2 separate regions of the Mus musculus genome follow, and region 1 is linked to region 2. Evidence: chromatin contacts called from ENCODE Hi-C data. All regions are on one chromosome and are shown on one strand. The core of a region is the stretch at or near the end of the contact, and the rest is flanking DNA. Distances in the headings are between cores, read along the strand shown.

Evidence for each region. A loop is a pair of places that touch in the nucleus more often than their neighbours do.
Region 1: a loop to region 2 is called in a map of left cerebral cortex, with 3 times the contacts of the local background. The contact joins two enhancer-like sites. A Hi-C loop is called at or near these places in 4 of 37 maps with a recorded cell type or tissue (Patski and left cerebral cortex).

The regions. Positions count from the first base shown.
Region 1 is chr13:107,901,400-107,905,593 of GRCm38, forward strand. No RefSeq gene overlaps it. Among named protein-coding and RNA genes, the nearest start is that of Zswim6, 13 kb to the left of the region's middle. Within about 2 kb of position 2,237, at least 1 of the 3 ENCODE cell types and tissues checked has a DNase peak (open chromatin) inside an H3K27ac peak, as active enhancers do.
Region 2 is chr13:107,326,977-107,331,092 of GRCm38, forward strand. No RefSeq gene overlaps it. Among named protein-coding and RNA genes, the nearest start is that of Gm31715, 120 kb to the left of the region's middle. Within about 2 kb of position 2,546, at least 1 of the 3 ENCODE cell types and tissues checked has a DNase peak (open chromatin) inside an H3K27ac peak, as active enhancers do.

The DNA of each region.
Region 1 (4,194 bases), core at 987-3,486, 570 kb after region 2:
AAACTTGAACAAGTTATTGAAATTTCTGAAAGAGCTAGGAAAGAAAATACCTACCTCTCTTAATAGGCAAACACAATTCAACATATTTATATAATGATGTAGTTTCTTTCTGGCCTTGAAAACCTTATTGCATGCAGGTGGCAGTATAAGATTTTTTTTTTACCATGTTATAATATACATTGGTTTAAAAGTCTTTATCTGATGTCACCAGAAAGTTCAAAAGTTCGCTGGAGAGCAGATACTGAACATTCTAAAACTAACTACTAGTTAGTTTCTGCGTGGAAATTTAGTCCATCGGCCTCTCCCTCTAGGAGGCACCACCCTCCATGAATTGTTCTTCATTGCAAACCCTCTACCTGAAATCCTTTTTCTTGCCCATAGTGCTAATGCTAGCCTTAATAGCCCTAAAACAGGATTTCTCAGCAGTTGCAAACACTTAGCTACTCTTGTGGAAGACCCAGGTTCAGTCCCCAGAACCTACATGCACCCCACAACTGCCTATATTCCATGGGATCCAATGTCCTTTTCTGACCTCTGTGAACTCTTGCATGTATGTGGTATGCCTTCAGATACACATATACACAAAATAAATAAATGAATATTTTTCTAAAAAGAATACTCACAAGAGACCTCAACCTAAAAAGTATATTTGAGCAGAGCCAAGTTCTCAGACTAAAGATATTTCCTAATTTACAATCCACCCACTAGAGATTTGATTCTTTTCACGTTTGTAAATCCCCATTGAAAACCATCAATATTCCTTGAAGGGCTTAGACTGGAAGTCATTATCAGTTTAGACTCCCAAGGGATTCCTTAAGCTGACATAGTGCCAACCCTCTATGGAAAATGAACATCAGGGCAGGCACCGGAGGGTGGTGCTGATGAGAAGAGATGACAATAAAAACTAATACCATCTTGGATTTCACACTCGTTTATTCCCTGGTGTCCCTTGAAGGTTTCCCTGCCCCAACACTACACACACACACACACACACACACACACACACACACACAGACATACACATGGATACATGGACACACATACACACACACATAGACACACACATGAATACATGAACACAGACACATACACACATTCTCCTACTCTGTTCTCCTTGTCTAGGCTTGTCTCTGTAATTAGCTGTGTGCACATTTTATAGCTCTGGGTGTAAAATGTCTGCATTTGTATCCTCAGGTCTGTCTTTGTTGGACTACCAATGTGTATCATTGGTAATCATAAAAAGTTCATCTAGAGTATGTGTTGCACGGTTTGGGCATTCTCAGCTTCATTAGCAGCTGAGGGGTAACAATGGATTTCTCAGACAGGGTTTGAATATGCTTTCAAAGTGGCTAGACTAACTGAAGTGACCATTTAGGGAGACTTTGGGAAGGCATCACAGAGACACCGCTATTATGTCTTTTGAAGGAAACATATTTGCCTATGAACTGTCAGTGCACGTTTCTGGCAGGTTTCCTTTCTTTGTCTCTTTTTAGCACTCCGCCCAGTTTCTGCTGGGCTTGCCTTCAGATCCCTCAGTCACCAAGCCTCACAGAGTGGGACGAGCCAGTGAGGTCTATAGCACCCTGAGAGGAGTTGCCTCCATGTGCCTGCAGATGAGTCTACCCATCACACCATCAGGACTCAGAGTAGCACTGGGAAGCAGTAGTTACGTAGCTAGCAGGCTGGAAAAGATGCCACTGGGGATGCAGCCAGGTGTCCTACCACCCTCAGAAAATGCACCTCTTGCCTCGCTCTTAAAAACAAACTAGCATCAGGGACAGCACAAGAGCAGAGCGTGAGAATCTTACGAGAACTCTTTCTCCAACCACTGAAAACATCCTGGTGGGTGTGGAGGTTTGGTTACAAGGGAGCAGTGCTGACAGAAACCACTAACTCCTCTGAGCATACAAAGTACTCTGTAGATAGCACTAGCCTTGTATGCCCTTGGCAGGACCCATCTGCAAGGGCTGTTTAGCTTTGTCAGGGGTTTCCTCTTAACATTTGTCAATGACCATTGTCAGGTGTTGCTAGGGTGGCAGGAGAAAAGTTTCAGTTGATTGGTCAAGCGACTGTATACCTTAGCCAATCTGAAGGCTGTGCCTGGGGGGAGGGAGGGGAGGGGGGGAGCTTAACAAGATAGAACAATATCAGCACAGGCAGACGCATTCCATGTACTAATAAGACGTCTGGAACTCTAGTGTGCAAGAGTACCATGATCTCCCCAGCTCCAGCCATGGCCTAGTAGCTGCTCCAAATGTTACAGTGTGAGTTAAAGTCATCCCTGCTGATTGGAGGCTATCGTGATTTCAAAAGAGGGGAGTAGCTATCTGAAGGGGGAAGTAAAACTCCTTGCTCATTGTGTTTTACAGCCTTCCTCAGTAAAACTGCTGAATTGTCATTTGAAATATTCCACCCTTTCAAATAACTTAAGCACAGCGCTTGAAAACAGGAAACGAGAGAGGCACACTTGTATTGTCAACTAAACATTCACAGACCTTGCACCACAAAGCCAACCTGAAAAAAAAAAATCAGACAGGTCTTACGAATTCATTTAAGAACAGTGACAAGGGTCGCTACCGAGGGAACCGGTGGGCCTCTGACTGTATGGTAAGACCTTCATGGTAATTATGAAATTAATGAAAGACAAATAATCAGCTTGAAAGAAAAATTTAGATCATTTTAGATAGTGGAAGATTGAAATAGACAGGGTAGAATGAAGAACGAGAGTGAGGAGAGCCCTTGACCATGGTGAGAACTGGACACTCCTGTACAAAGCTTAGTTCTCAGAACACATGTTCTGACTGAACTCAGGTGCCACATCAAAATCAGAGCTAAAGAACGTCACGCTTCATCGCATACAGACTTCTCATTCAATTATCAGCATAATCACCAAGCTGGAACGTTTTTTATTGCCAGTTTTTAATTCAGTCATAAGAAAAGTTTAAGTCTCCCTTGCCAAGCCTCTCACTTGGCTGTCAGACCTGTGCCTCAGAATGTTGGAGCCGCCACTCAAGAACAGCAGCGGGAAGGACCGGGAAGAGGAAGGGAAGTAGCAAGGAAGGGCGGGGTCGGGGAGGGGAATGGACAGTGAAGTGTGTTCTCTGTCGCATCGCACATTACACATTATTATCCACTACCCCAGCCAGCCCAGGGCTTCCCAGCAGACCCCACAGTCAGGCTGGCAGACTTCAGCTTAGCTTCAGGTAGAAAGGATGTCTCAGGGTTCTGTGGGATTGCTTCAGATACCTTTAGGAATAGGTCAAAAAAGAGGGGAAGGAATAGAAGGTACCAGTGCCAGGCAGTTCCCCTCTCCGCTTCTGTCGTAGAAAGAGTGTCCACAGGCAGAACGTGACTTGGGGGGGGCAGGGAGGGGCGGTACCAGAACTGCCAGAAGAGATAAACAGATAGCAAAGCGGTGGTGTCCACTTGATGCCAATGTTGTAGCTGGTACACATCTTGATTGGACTTTCCTGGGATCCTCCGGTGTCATAATGGAAGAGCTATTGATAGAGGGAATTACTCTTCTGAAAGGGAAGAGACAGAGCATTTAGTTAATTCTTTGGTTGAGTGTGGCTATCGCACCATTGGCCTCATGGTCTTTTGAATAACAGACACATTTCCATAGTCTCAGGCATTTGAATACCGGATGCCCAGTTTGTGGTACTGTTTGGGTAGGATTAAGAGGTGTGGCTTTGCTGGAGAAAGTATGTCAGTTGGGGGGAGGGGGCTCTGGAGTTTCAAAAGTCATTTGCCATTCCCAGCTCCCTCTCTCTGCCCATGGTTTGCAGTTTGAAATGTGGGCTCTCCGATGTTTGCAGCACCATGTCTGCCTGCTTGGCTCACTTCCCTGCTGTGATGGCAAAGAATTCCTCTCCCTCTGGAACTGTAAGCCAAAATAAAAGCACCTTCAAGTGCCTTCGTCCTGGTATTTGATCACAGCAATAGAAAGTAACCAATACAGGCCGTGAACTAGGGAAGAACATGTCCTTTTTGAACAGCAGGCATCATCTGTCCTGTGGTCATGTGATCAGCTCCATCGATCTGTCATCTGTAATTCCATCATGTTTGTCTATTAACTACTTAGGACCATTATCTTCATTTTAGAAATCATGGCATTTCGATGGCTATTTGTTTTTGTTTTATTCTACTTTGGTCTGGGTGTTCTTGAGACAGGATCTCACAGAGCCCAGGTTG
Region 2 (4,116 bases), core at 1,296-3,795:
GCTATGTGTCAGTGCAGACATTATTAACTCTCTAACCTGTCTTCCTATCTGAATATGGAAAAGGCAATTCAGATGAACTCCTGCAGCTAGAAACCATTGTGATTCCCTTTGGTCTAGGTAGTTTTAAACATTTTCACATACTCTTGGTGTATATTCCAATTAGATAGAGCAGTAGTAAAATGGGAGGGTATATTTATTGAAGTAAAATATATACTAAGTAACTGCCATTTTTTAATGCAGCAAATAGCAGTGCCATAAAAAGAGACTTTTGGAAGAGTAAGAGACTTTATGAAAATATACATACTCATACTTTTAACATTCAGCTATTGAGTTCCAATTAAGACCTTCCATAAGTATGTATTTTTTTTGTCTTTAGGTACTCATTAGTTGTTTTATATTTCTCCATTTCCTACCACTAAAGTTTCACTTCTTGAGAGGCCAGATGAAGAATGTTATGGAGGGTGATGGAGAGCTTGACAAGAGAGGTTTCTGTTGACTGACAGTGGAAACCTAGTTGGAGCAGATTGAAAAAGAACACTGGGAGGCATGTGGCTGGAGAGACGACTGAATACATAGAGTATTTGTCTGTATTTGATTCCTGGCATCCACATCGTTGGTTGAAGGAAAGGAATGGGCTCCTGCAGGTCAACCTGTGACTCCCACACCTACACATGTCATGCATTCCTCAATACATATGATTTTTAAAAACCTGGGCATGCATGGTGATCTGCCTATAATCCCTAGCTTAGGAGAAGTAAGGAGATTCCCCAAGATATGCTGGCTAGAGGTGTAGCTAGACCAGTCAAATCCCAAGTTTCTGGTTTAATGAGAGTTTCTGCCTCAGTGAATGAAGGAGAGAACGACTGAGGGGGATGCTCAATGTCAACTCTTGGTCTTCACATGGATGCTATTCTCACATGTGTGACATACCCCCCACACACACACACACACAGAGAGAGAGAGAGAGAGAGAGAGAGAGAGAGAGAGAGAGAGAGATGAGGAAATGGTAGCAGCATGCAGATGTGGGCCTCAGTATTTACAGGTTTTGTACCTGCGTAGTCCATTAAGCACAGACTAAAGATATTGAGAGAAAAAGGTCTAGATGAACCGTGTCCAAGCCCTTTTCATCATTGTCATTATTTCCTAAAGAAAATCATATGCCAACTATCTATATTAGCAGCAATCTAGAGATAGTTTTAAGAACATAGGATGATGTTTGTAGATTATATGCAGATATGTCTTAAGGGACATGTGCATCCATGAGTTTTGGTATTCATGAGCTTCCTGGAACCCATGCCTCAAGATTATTGAGGGAAAAGAGTATTTACATCTCTTATGAGAATTATTGTTTTAAGAAAAGGCAAAAAGCCCCCGCCACAGAACCAAAAACAAAAATAGGAAAAGAAAAAAGAGGTAGTTGCTGGTACGTGAACTCTAGAGAGAGACTCTTTTCTAAGAAGGTAGACATTCTAAGACTCACTGTATCTGAAGAAAAATATAGATATAGGTTACCATATATTCAGAGTTTTCGCCAAAAGGCTGAGGCCAGCTTATAGATCTCGGGCTCATTTTATCAAGAGCAAAACTACCTTACATGCCCTGTGTCTTTAAGCAGAGCTGCCAGGGTGGAGGAGGCCCAGGAACACTCCTTTTTTTTTTCTGCCAAGTTAGCAAGCTTTGATTCAAGAGACCATACCATCCCAGAACTGGCCAGTCATAGCATCCTAACCTCTCATTAAACCAACTGTGGAGTCTGAGGCTTAGCAGAGTTAGACTTGAAACTTTGCTCTCAGAATTCTACTGGGTAAGGATTTAGAACGTGGCTTTGGGACCTAAAAATACCTCTGAGTGGAATTATGCCATAGTTTATTAGTTGCATAACCCCCAAGGCAAGTTATCCTTGGTTTTCACATCAGCTGAATGACAGAACTCTACACTATTTCAACAAATAAGCATTGGAATGAGGCATTTTCTTCTACAATTGTAAAATTAAACCAAGAGAAGACAAGTGCTTCGTCCAGTGATGGGTATTAGGGTAAGCACTGATTCACGTTGGCCATTTGCATGCATAGAAATGAAATGTTATAAACTTGCATGTACAGAAAAATTCTAAAAATGTTATGGATACTTCTACAAATGGGATATAATAAACACCAGAGAAAGCACACAGGCCACAATGTTTAGTCTAAGTCTTGCTAAGCGTGTAACTAGCTGTAGTCACTGTGCTCATAGACTCTTACTCATGGTTGACTCAAGTCTAAGGCCTTTTTCCAAGGCCTGTTTGGCCTGCCCATGTGCAATGGTTATCTTCTCTATGAAAACTTCAGAGTCACCTCCCTCCCACATGGACGCAGGATACCCCTGTTCTCTCTTGCTCTTTGAAGCTAGCCAGGAGTTTAAATTTGCTGGTTGTGGCTACGGGTTGCCAGGAACAAAAACCAATCGTCTTTCAATGGCTTCAGAATTGCCTGACAGGAACAGAATGAGTGCAACAAAGCTGTGGACCCGGGCAGAAAGGCTGAGGGACAGGAAAGGAAAGCTATCTTTGCCAGCTCTTCCCAGAGCTATAAATGTACTCACTTTCAGCGGGCTGGCCAGACGCTGCCTCTGCTTCTTTGGGTAGGTGTCCTCCTTTCTTGTTGCCCCATATTCTGCTTCTTGACATTATCACAGATTCTGTTTGTAGTAGTCCAAGTAGCTTAGGATGTTTGTTCTCTCCCTTGGGAACCCAATTCCCCCCTTTGAAAAAAGAAATTTCCCAGTCACCACTTTGCTTAAACCATGTTTCCAATGTTAGTTTTCTTCTCGCTGGAGATGAGCAAGGCAGGGCAGAATTAAAACCCAAAGAACAGCATAAGTTAATTGGAGTCTGAAAAGATCAGGATACTCAAAGCTCAGCTTGATAAAACCCCATAGGGTTTGGAAATGAGTCTTATGGGATCCAAAAAATAAAATAAATAAAATTTAAAAACCTGTTTCCTATTGCCCCAGGGATCCACTTACCAACTTTCTATAGTAATCTTTGAACTTCTGAACTACAATCAAAGGCTTAGTTTAAATAAACAATATATTTATGCTTCTACTTTACATATACTGCTGAAAAAGTGGCTGAGATGCAAAATAAAAGTTTTATAATCTTCTTAGTTATATAAACTGTACTATAGTGGAAAATATTGTGCCAAGATGCCTGACTTTTTTTGGCTATAACTGACATATACATAATTTTATCTTTCTCAGTTAAACACACACACAAACACACACACACAGTGTAAGCTAATGTACCCTCTAAAGTGGAAACTTAAGGGTTCTTTGGAGAGTCAGTTGTGTTGGATGATGTTCTGCTAGGGCAAATGTGAAGGTGTGCTTTCCTGAAGCAGAAACAGGTGAAAGGATGTTCTTCTAAAGCAAGCACATGAAAAGACACATGATGAAGAATTCTTTGATAACAACAGGCATGTAGTGGTCCACCTTATATTGCATAGTTGAGCTCCATTTGTTGGGACTCCATAGAGAGAAACACACAAAAACAAAAACAAAACTGGTGGTATGCTTGCAGCATCTTGCTGCTTCCTTGGACTTGGGCCAAGTGGCAAAGTGATGTCAGCTGAGACAGACTCTCGTGGAGTTTTGCTAAGACAGACACACATGCTGAGGCAAGACATGTGATGAGGTAAGACCCATTAAGGACACATGGTGCTTGGAGGGATTATAAATAGGACTCAAGGGACTGTGAGAGAGGCTTATTGGTAGATCTTGCTGTACAATGCTTCTTGGTCTCTCGTCTTCACTGATCTTTACTTCGCTGAGAGAGGCATGGCAGTGAACTTCTAGTGTTCCTGCTGGTCCCAATGTCTCCTGCTGAGTCATGCAGATTCAGCTGAGGCCTGCCTGTTCCTCCTAGGTCATACTGCTATCCTAACACCACTGAACTGGACCGCTGGTCCAGGAAGTGTCTGCAAGTGGATCAAGCTGCCACTGCTGACCTGTGAACTGAACTGCTGATTTCCTGCCACCACAGATGGGATCTGCTCCAAAGAACTATTTCTAAACAGGTCCACTTCGCCCATATCCTAGTAACTTTCTTTTCCACTACCCATGGTGGGTGGTTGGCTAGAA